Linked DNA regions of Mus musculus: region 1 is linked to region 2. Evidence: chromatin loops called from intact Hi-C (ENCODE). Cell type or tissue: heart. All regions are shown on one strand. Each heading gives the region's core, and the rest is flanking DNA. Links, peaks and the distances in the headings are about the cores only. Region 1 overlaps Myzap (myocardial zonula adherens protein). Region 2 holds the start of Cgnl1 (cingulin-like 1).

Evidence for each region. A loop is a pair of places that touch in the nucleus more often than their neighbours do. Peaks named below come from ENCODE experiments on the same cell type or tissue, not always from the same donor. Only the 100,000 strongest peaks of a DNase experiment are listed, where the experiment ranks them.
Region 1: it touches region 2 in a loop (3-fold over the local background); 2 of 42 quality-filtered maps call a loop at or near these places.

Annotation. Positions count from the first base shown.
Region 1 is chr9:71,548,452-71,553,824 of GRCm38, forward strand. It overlaps Myzap (myocardial zonula adherens protein), which reads right to left. Exons shown (of 13, transcript NM_001033208.4): 7 at 3,788-3,913; 8 at 1,728-1,856; 9 at 273-352. Among named protein-coding and RNA genes, the nearest start is that of Myzap, 41 kb to the right of the region's middle. In heart, for the core only: a CTCF peak has its summit at 2,523 (motif pointing right); no DNase peak of the experiment used is centred there.
Region 2 is chr9:71,769,338-71,774,710 of GRCm38, forward strand. Cgnl1 (cingulin-like 1) reads right to left here and starts at 2,265. Exons shown (of 19, transcript NM_026599.5): 1 at 2,172-2,265. In heart, for the core only: CTCF peaks have their summits at 1,316, 2,341 and 3,184 (motif pointing left); DNase peaks (open chromatin) are centred at 1,994 and 2,284; H3K4me3 peaks cover 2,570 bases; H3K27ac peaks cover 3,219 bases.

The DNA.
Region 1 (5,373 bases), core at 173-5,172, 220 kb before region 2:
GGGGAGACAGAAAGATGACTGGGCTTTGTTTGCTACCAGCCTTGTTCCAGGTTCAGCAAGAGACCCTGGATCAAGAGAATGAGGTAGAAAGTGATAAGAGAAGGACACCAGACTTCTTCCTCTGGCCTCTGTGGGCAAGAACATGCACACATGTGCATCTAGTGCACACGCGCATGCACACACACACACACACACACACACACACACACACACACAACCAGTGTGCATATCCACCTCTGAGTTGCTCGAAGTCCAAGGCCAGCCTGCCTCACCTGTTCTTGTCAGAATCTGCCATCTCCCCTGACATTTCTGTCTCATGCTCAAGGAGCTGGAGCTGGAGCTGATGCCGTTCCTAAAACAGACATAATCAATGGATCCAGATGGAGCTAGGCAGAGGATGAACACCAGGCACACCCAGCTCTCCAAGTCTGTACAACACTCCCTGTTCACACATCCACTAGGTCAGAGCTCAGAACTCAAAGGGGCCCAATGCATAGACATATGTATGGATCTGGAAAAAAACACTCTAGGCAAACCACATGAACCCCAGCCCAGGATTACACGTCTTATGAAAACTTATAGTTCTAAATAATGATAATCTATGTCGTAAATCAATGGCCCATGACATTGTGAGTCCTTATTGTTTTCAAAAACATCTAGCAAAGAGGCTCTGAAATTCTGATAATGGCTTATGGACCAACCCAGGTGTGTTTACACAGGAATAATTGCTTATAAGACATATATGATGCTGGCCATAATGGCCAGCACAATGGTCCCCCCAACACAAAGAAGTCCAGGACCTAGTCCCGCATAAACACACCATCTCACACAGAAAGGGGAACTGTGAAAACATGGTTAATGATCTGCATGGTCTCATGGATCAAGCTAGAGGAAGCAGTAGAGTTCAAGTTGGGATGCTAAGACAGCATTACATGGCTAACTCTGACACCAGAGTGGGACTTCTCACCTCCAGAACTGAAAACAATAAATTCACATAACCGAAAGCTACTTTTCGGCAATTTACTTCAGTAGCAATAAGAAACATATGTGTGTCAAGCTATATGCTTCATACACTTTGCTGAATCTATAAATGTGTGCGTATGTATAGATTTAAGTTTAATTTAACATTTATTTAACTTATTAACATTTAATGGAACTGTTAATAAAAGTACAGTACCTGTCATCACTGAAATCTCACTAGACATACATTATAGATATTAATATAGCAAAATCCTTTAAAAAAAAAAAAACGTTTGCAGAGCCCTGCCAGCAAAGGTGGGTCCATTTCTGCTCCTGCCTCTAGACTGGCTTGTAGACTCCGTAAGCCCCCCACCTACCCCCCAAGCTCCATTGTCAGCCTGTTTGCCACACACAGAAGAGTTTGCCTCCGCACCTCATTCAAGGTGTGTCATGCAAAAGTCAACCTGCCCCAGACACCTGCCCCAGAAACACGAGGGGCGGGGTGCTGATGGAGCCGCCAAACACATTGCCTCATTGGGTTAAATAAAGAGCACATCTGGGGCGCCCACAGAAGCTAGCTGCTGCAATATTAATTTGCAGAAAGAATTTTACAGGTGTTGATGTTTTTTAAACGTATCAAAATAATTGTGACGGGCTTGGCCTGATAGGTTTGTAGCTAATGGCTTGCCTACCACACACAAGGCCATGGGCTCAATGGCCATCACTACAGAAACAAGCAAGCAATAGTTACCAGCTGCGTCTGTTACCTTCTCCATGCGTTCAATCAGCCTGTCCAGTTCCCCGATCTTCTGGTCTTTCTCCTCCAGGCTGAGCTCAGCTGCCTCCATCTTCTTATTGGCCTCTTCGATGGCCTTCAGAAAGCTATTGGTTTCTTCCTGCAACAGGGTACACACTCTCCTCAGCACGGCCTGGATACCCAGGTGACTCACCCCAGTCCAGTCAGAGCCTCACTGGGTCATGATCTCCCTGGGAAAGCATGACCTTGGGACCTGTGTGTCTCACACAGAGTGGACTCAACTGTCTTGAGCCTGGTTTCGCCTCTGAACAATGCACATCATGTAGCTTCTTCTTTAACTTTATTTTACGTTTATTTTATTTTGTGTGTTGAGGGGATCTGGGTGACACGGGTGTCCGTGTGTGTGGTCAGGAGTGTGGAAGTGAGAGGGTAGCTTCAAGTGTCTGCTCTCTCCTCCCACCACGTGGGTTTCAGGATCAAGCTCAGCTTATCATCTGGCAGTAAGCATCTTTATCTGCTACGGTTCTCAACCTTCCTAATGCTGTGACGTTTTAAGACAGTTCATGTTGTGGTAACCCCTAACTATAAAATTATTTTCCTTATTTATAACTGTAATTTTGATAGTTATGACTCATAGCGTAAATATCTGATATGTAGGATATTTGGTGGGTGACCTCTATAAAAGGAGTTAAACCCCCAAGGAAGTCACCCTCTGACCCTTCAGGTGGCTTTTCTTTTTCCTAAAGATTTATTTATTTATTATTATTATTATTTATTATATATACACTGTAGCTATCCTCAGACTCTCCAGAAGAGGGCATCAGATTCCGTTACGGATGGTTGTGAGCCACCATGTGGTTGCTGGGATTTGAACTCTGGACCTTCGGAAGAGCAGTCTGCGCTCTTAACCACTGAGCCATCTTGCCAGCCCCCTCAGGTGGCTTTTCAATGAGTCTAGTCACTGTCTCTTCTGAAAGCTTATATTCCAAAGGTGTGAAAAAAAAAAGAAATGAAATAAAACAGCTTGTGAAGGGTTAAAAAATCTACACAAATGCTCTGAGTGTCACTGTGTGAGCCAACATACAACTGAAGTAGAATGAATTCCCAGATCTTCCTCCCACAATGCAATGCTCCAACTTACTCTTATGGAAAAAACAAAACAAAACAAAACAAAACAAAACAAAGATCTTTGTGTTGATTAAACCTCCAAGAACACAGATAAACCAGACACAGTTGTAAGGTGGGGGAAGGAGGACAGGGACAGGGACAAGGACTCCTGAGAGGTACAGTGTAATCACGCAGCCAGGAGGAGGAAGGGAGAATGGCTTTCTAGTTGTGGGAATAACAGAGCTCAGGATGGGAAGGGTGGAGCTTTCAAGGGGAGTGGGCTGGGATGGTATTATCCCAGGATGGGGAAGTGGGAGTTTTCAGAAGGAGAAACAAATGGAATAAACAGACAAACACAGGATCCGCTTGGGTGCTGGTGAGTGGTCCGATTAGCTGGAGAAATGCATATTTTGAGACAGAGACATTGGGTTATTCCAGAAGGAGGAAAAAATGGGAGCAACTGAACAATCAAATAAATTCCCTGGGCCAGGGAGATCGCTCAGTGGGTGAAGAGCTTTCTGTGCAAGCATGAGGACCTGAGTTCGCATCCCCGGCATGGAAGTAAAAGCTGGGCATGACAGAGCATGCACTGTGGGAGCTAACACACAGCCAAAGGGTTGGGGAATCCTGGGAAACAGATGGCCAGCAGCCTACACTAAATGGCAAGCTCCAGGTTCAGTGAAAGACTCCATTTCAAAATTAATAAATAATAAGGAAGGTGGCGAATGGCAGAGGCATAATACAAGCATGAATTTCTCACCTCCATAAGGGCACACATGAGCCAGGGCACCAATGTGCACAGTGCACACATGCATCTAACACCAATGGCATAAATATGAATGAATGAATGAATGAATGAACCCCCTGACTCCTCTTTATATCCAACCTCATGACTCCCTTCAGCTTCTGACTAAACCTGCTAGCCATGTCTCGCATGTTGTGCTTTAGGCAGCATACACGTACCAGGAGCACCTCCTTCTCCGCACTGTGCTTGCGCTGTGCCTCCTGCAGTTTCTCCTCATACTGGCTGTACAGCTTTCTCGTCATCTCCCGCATCACCTCAGCATTGGCTTCTTGCGATGACTCCACCTGCAAAGAATTTCATTGTAGAACTGCAGCCTGTACCTTACGCTCCCCACCCCCAGCATCTCTACACACAGAGCTCGGAGTGTGACCCCCAGGAGTCTGCTATAGAGAGAAGCAGCAGGCAGGAGGGCACAGAGAGGAGGAGAGAGAAAGAGAAGGAGAAAGGGATAAAAGGAAAAGGAGGAAGAGAGGGAGAGGAACACACATCAACAAAAGATGGCATTGTACACTAAGTTATTTAGGATGGTTGAGACAAGGTGTTTCAGAGGATTAATTTTTCAAAAGGTCACTTCTTAGTTCTGGGGAGACGGTCTCAGTTGGTAAAGTTTTTTTTTTTCCAGAACTCATGCAAAAAAATAAAGGGGGGGTGGGGAGAAAGGAAGGGAAAGAGCATCGTGTGGTGACACATACTTGTAACTCCCAGCACAGAGCAGTCAGAGACAGTCAGATGATCCCAGGCTCACTGGCCAGCCAGCTATAAACAGCAAGCCCTGGGTTCCAGTGAGAGACTGTGTCTCAGAAGTTGGGCAGTTCCTGAGCAACCACACTTGGAAGATGAGCTCTGACTTATACCCACATGCAACATGCACATACACGCACAACTTAATTATTTTATAGCTTCTCCAATCAACCCCACTCATGACACCAAACAATGGCATCTCCAAGTCAGGCCTTGTTAGACACAAATAAAAAAAAAATCTGCACCCATCCTTCCCACACTGCATGCTTTCCAAACTGTTGTCTTTGAAAATATCTTGGCCTAGTGTGGCCACAGGGCTGGGAGCCTTTGGAACTGGTGCAGCTTGAGAGAATCTCCGGGGCTGGGGTAGGTGGGGTGGATCTCCAGAGAGGTCATATGATGGTTTGTTTCTGGCCTTCGGTAAGGACCTCATACCACCGACCCCGCTGCTGCTGCTGCTGCTGCTCCTGCTGCTGCTCCTGCTGCTGCTGCTCCTGCTGCTCCTGCTGCTCCTGCTGCTGCTGCTGCTCCTGCTGCTCCTGCTGCTGCTGCTGTGTCCTCACACACCCCCCTTCTGCTCACCTAAGGCACCTGAGCTTGTGAGTGCCTCACCTCTGAGAAAGGGAGGCACCCTTTGACCTTAATGAGGTACATGGTGTATATTCCAAAGATGTGACAAGTCTCTCTTTGATGCCCTTGGATGGTCATCACTGGGCCAGTACTCAGGATGAAAGTTTCTGAGTAAAGACTGTCACTAACTGAGAACCCAGGTCCACCCCTCACGCCATGGCTACCGCACAGGTGCCATGGAAAAGGGCTCCGTCTGAAGCCTGTTCACGCTGCACTCCACTCACACGAGGCCCCTTGCATCCCTGGAACTTCTTTCATTTTTTAATTTGAAGGACTTGAAAATGTATTTGAGAAATAAAGGAGAGAGTGAAAAAAAACCCTTTGAGCTCTAGTGGTCAGGACCAAACTCAGCACCAGTTTCTAACACAGGCCA
Region 2 (5,373 bases), core at 157-5,156:
CCCTTCCCCTGGATGAAGGGCACCCCACTCACCCATTTCTTCTGGTCAGGTCAGAACATCACAAGTGCTCTCCCAGGGTGGGAAGTATTGTAATAAATCTGCGCTCTGTGTGGGACAGGGCCAGACCACTCTCCCATCTCTCAGGCATCTGACACTTTCAAGGTGGGCCCTGTTCCCCAGGTGAGAAGGAGGTTCACAAGTGTACACCAGTCATGTTGATGGTCTGGCATGCACGTATGCATTTGCACACACATATATACATATACATACACACTCTGCGGAAGTTGGAGGTTCTGGGTTCAGGGGCCACCCTGTGACACCACACTCTCCACAGGCAGGCCATTGCTATGTTGGTGACTCCTCAGTGGTCACATTCTAGCAGCTGACCAGTGACAGGAGAGGGCACCGTAGTAGGAGGAGAGGAAACAGGACAGGCCAACGGGACAACACTTTATCATTTTTCATTTTCAAAAATCAACGTCAGTCTAGCTCATGTCAGAGATCAGAGACAAACACCCTCCCCAGGGCACCCATAAAGGGACATCATCCTGATACTACAAAAAGACAATATACAGGACCATCGCCTAAGGAAAAGGGAAGTCTGATTAGTGGCCACGTTGCAGCAACCACCAGGAGACTTGTGAGAGCATACTTGGAATACCAGAGAGCGTTAACTTAGAGATGACTGTTAACCCAGGGACAACCGTCTTGTCCTAAAACACGTGTGACAAAACGTCCCATAAAACATATGTGACAGAAAACCACCGGATTCAAACAGATGTTCAGCCTTCCCATTGTCCTATCAATCTTAGGTCACCTGACAGGCGATTGAGCTGAGCTCTGCCTTGGTACTGGAAACGCTAACCCCCTAACTCAGGTGTTATTTATTCTATCAAGGAACATACACATGGCTGCTCCTGAGGACGCGAGCACACATCAAAAATAACTAACTCACAAATGAAACCCTTCAGGGTCTCTCCACTCCCAGGAAAATCCCCACGTTTATGTAACACAAGTGCTTTTGTGTCTGTACACACGTGCCTGTGTAAGGAGGAGGTCTACAAAAGCTCACCAAATCCTAAGTGTTCTCTTCATCTGAGACACTTTTCCGAATCACTTGGTTTTCCCTGACAGGACTATATAACCTTGACTCTGGCAATGACTTCAGAATTTAATGCCCACACTCCAACCTCCTAAATAGAAAGTGCCCCCGGAAATATTTACTGTAAATAGAATTAGGAACAAAGAGAACTTTTATTTTTTAAATGGCACCACCTGCGGTCTAAGGTTAGCAGGCTGCGTCCACAGGCTCCCCTGGTGGAGAGGTGGGTCAGGAGCCTGAGCGCTCTGCTCTTCCAAACTTGGCTGCACCCAGAACCACCCGGGGTCGCTTTTTAAAAGTTCCCACCGCCGACTACCCCCAGACCCCTGGAGTAGAGATGTACCCAGGGTGGGGGTGGGGGGCGCGAGGAAGGTGAGAATCTTTTCATTGGTTTTGATTTAAATCTCACCAGGTGTGTAGCCCACTCTGCAAGCCAAGTCCTCTTTAAAAGAACTCCTACAGTATTTTGAGCAGGGTACTCGGCGTTGGAAGGGTTCTTGGGGTAAAAGGGCACGCACACAGTAAATATACAAAGTTCTTAAAAAAAAAAAAAAAAGTCTCTGTAAGTCCAACACCACAGCCAGGCACCTACCTTGAAGCCAAACGGTGATGCAACTTGGAAAAGTCCCTCAGAAAGCGAAAAAAGTGCTCTCGTGGTTTAAGGGCTTTCGGGGTGACCTGCCTGGACAGTGCAGTGGCACGCGGGGCCAGGACAGCGGAGCGGCCACCAGCCTGTTCTAAGGAATGGCTTAAAGAGCACTGAGATCAAACACTGCAGGGAAGGGTTGGGAGTGCGGTGCTCCGTGGGGCTCGCCCGCAGCTGTCACTAGAGCCCTGTACAGGCTCGCCACCAACTGTCCGACTCGTCTGCAGTACTGGGCTCAGCGTAGGAGGCAGGAGCGCACCTCCAGCCCCGGGACTGCAGCCGCGGCGCCCGGATCCCACGACCGACGCTGAGGCTGAGCACTGCGCAAAGCTGCAGGAGCTCGAGCCTGTCGAGTTCCCGGGCACCGTCTGGGCTCCGGGGTCCCGCGCACACCCTCCGGGCTCCCGCTCGGAGCTCACTTACCGCCTCTGCCTCCAGGGTCCCGCTCCGGCAGCTGCCCGCAGAGCCGGGCCGGAGAGCAGCGGCCGCCGCGTCGCCAGGAGGCCGCGCCAGCCCCGCCCCGCCCTGCAGTCGCCCGCCCTCCCGGGAGGAGGAGCAGGCGGGTCTGCGTCCGGACCCTCCCAGCGACCCAGGACCCGGCGGACCGAGGACTGCGGCCCCTCGCGGACAGTCCCGGGCGATCCCTGAAACCCTGCCCCATCTGCGCCCTGAGACCTCCCTGCGCCCATACCAGCACCCCGTTCCCACCCGCAGCCACTCTCTTCTCTCTCTCAGCACCCCCTTACAACCCCTCCTCCAGGAAACTTTCCCTATTCCGCAATCCCACCCCAGATCTCAGTTTCCCCCCATTCTTCCACTCAGCCTTGTTCTGTCACCTAGAAGCAAATCACAAAAGGCACGAAGTGACAAAGTGACGTCTATAAGCTAAAGCTGGGCCTAGCTCTGAGGTCACCTGGCTCCTGGTAGCAGCACAGACATTAGAGACAAACTCTCAGGCCCTAGTTTAGTTAGTTTTCCAGGGAAGGTGGCATTACATTGCCAACTGGGAAGGCCAGGGTGTCATTTCCAAGTTCAGTTTCCTCCATTGTAAAGTGAGCGAGGCACTCACTCAACGGCTTGTTATTCCTGAAGAAAGGACTGCAGAAATGGCATGTGTCTTACAGTATTTTAATAAGTAAATGTTTACTGACAAACATGTTGAATAAAATCAACACTCAAAAATTCAGTCACTCAAAACAGTAACGTGAAAAGATTTCAAAAAGTAATAGTGATTATTTTGTAGGAAAACTGCAACAGCAATAGAAGAAAAGTTGCACAGTGATGAAACGTGCTTGTATTTATTTACAGAGCTGGAGAAATGGCTCAGAAGTTAAGATCTGTTTCTGTTCTATAAGATCTGGTTCAATTCCCAGCACCATCAAGACAGCTCCCAAAACCTTTGTTAACTTCAGTGCCAGGAGGATCTAGTGCCATCTTCTGGCCTCCTCGGGTACTGCATATATGTGGCGCACAGGTATACATGCAGGCAAAACTTGAAAAAAAAATATTTTCAAGTGATCTTTAAAAAGAAGACAAAGGAGGAAGCTATTCTCCCTGGACCCCTTTGGAAACAGTGGGTCTACCAGGCATGCTCCACGCCTAGTCAGCCGAGTATAGTTATGAATGCAACCTTTGTCCCTCCTCCCAACAAAAAGAAAGTAGTAAGCCTACTTAAAACATTGCACGTTTTTGTGAAACTTGATTGCTTAGTTCTCAAGTCTGGGCTTTGTAGATGATAAAACTGCATGAACAGTGTTCTCAACGGGACTGCTTGCCAGTGCAAAGACATCTGGGTTTTGGGTATATCTGGAATTAGGCAAACTGTAAGGGAGGCTGTGCTGGACGATAGAAAGGGTGTCATATAACACAGGCGCAGACACATGTTAACCATGCCTTAGACACCTCAAAATGCCTGCAGTGGAACCTGCACCTAAATGGCTCTGAACACCGGGATTGGCAGAACCGTACAAACCAGGAGGAGGCTTACAAGAGGAATCCGTGTGGGGAGGGACGGTCCCAGAGAGCGTCTAAAACTGGTAACCAGATGTGTTTCCAGAAACAGAAATAGGACCACAGGGAAAGAGGTATGTTTTTTAAAGATGTATTTATTTCATGTCTACATGTGTGCCTGGGTGTATATGTGTGCACCATGCATGTGCAGTGTTCACAGAGACCAGAGAAGATGTGGGACCTGCTGGAGCTACAGGAGGTTGAGCATCTGATGTGGGAGCTTGGGATCTGAACCTCTATTCATCAAGTGATATACTTATTTGTTTGTTTGTTTACTTATTTATTTACTTAACTATTTGGGGTTTTTATTTGGTTTTTCAAGACAGGGTTTCTCTGTGTCCTGTGTCTCTGTGCCCTGGCTGTCAAGAATTCTCTCTGTAGACCAGGCTGGCCTTGAACTCAGAGTGATCTTCCTGCCTCTGCCTCCCAAGTGCTGGGATTAAAGGCATGTGCCACCACTGCCCGGCTGCCACTGAGGTTTTATAGAACTGTGGGATAACTGTGAACAGCGGGCTGGTAGCTGGGCTGGTGGTAGAGAAACAACGTATGAGCAAAACCAGGTACTGGGAAATGAGTGTGTCGAGCCCTCACTCAGGGGCAGGAAATAGACAGCTCACCCGAGGGAGAAGTGGAAGGGTGTGGGGGCGGTGTCTGTGGCGGGGAGGGTAGGGACTCCTCCCTCGAGGAGGAAACTGAACCACCTGCCACCCGTCTATTCCCACTCAGACCCTTGAGAGCGTTTGCAGAAAGTACATGCTCAGCAAACATTTGCTGACCATAGAAACACCATTTACCCAGCATGCCTGACCCCTTCTTTCCCAACAGGTAGTCTAATGATTAAAATATATAAAAATATGGGGAGTAGATGGGGAAGCGAGGCGAGGAGCAGAATCTGCCTGGGCTAGGCCGCTGTCCCTGTCTCTGCTGTCACTACAGATATTCAAGCCCCACCAGCCTGAAGGGAGAGCAAGCCTGTGCTGTCAAAGCCTCTGAGATTCTGAGCCGCGCCTTTCCGGTATCTTTTCCTCGGTGGGAGACTCACAGGCTTGACCCTGAGATAGAATCTGAGAGGATTTTTTTTTTTTCTGGTAGAGGATAAGGGGGTTGTTTTGTCAGTGACAGCAATTTGCCTAAAGAAAAAAAAAAAAAATCAGGAAGAAAGGTAGGAAAAAAAATCATCTCTTTCCTCCTCCAAATTTTGTGAATTGTGTAGTGCCAAAATGTTCAGGCAACACGGGAGGCAGGAGCAATGTTGCCCAGTGGAAGGGGCAGAGAAAGGAGACTGCAGGGTGATGCTCATCCGGGGCCTTCACTTGGGAGACTTAGTGAATGAGGCTAGCAGAGAGCATTGTGGGAAGTGCTTTATCCCACTGAAGTGCTGAAGGAGCACTAGGGAGATAGAAGGGTCTCTCAAGAGCGCCCCAGAGCAGAAGTCTGTATCTGGAGCCTTGAGCAAGAGGCTGCCTTTATCTGAGTTGCCCTGGAAATGGAACTTTGAGATAGGACTTGGAAAGTCCTGGTATACTTAGTAAGTAACACCAGGAAAAGTGCGGTAGGGAAGAAGGAAAAGCCAGCTTTAAGGTATGCTCAAGAGTTTGAGGCTCTATATAGTGGA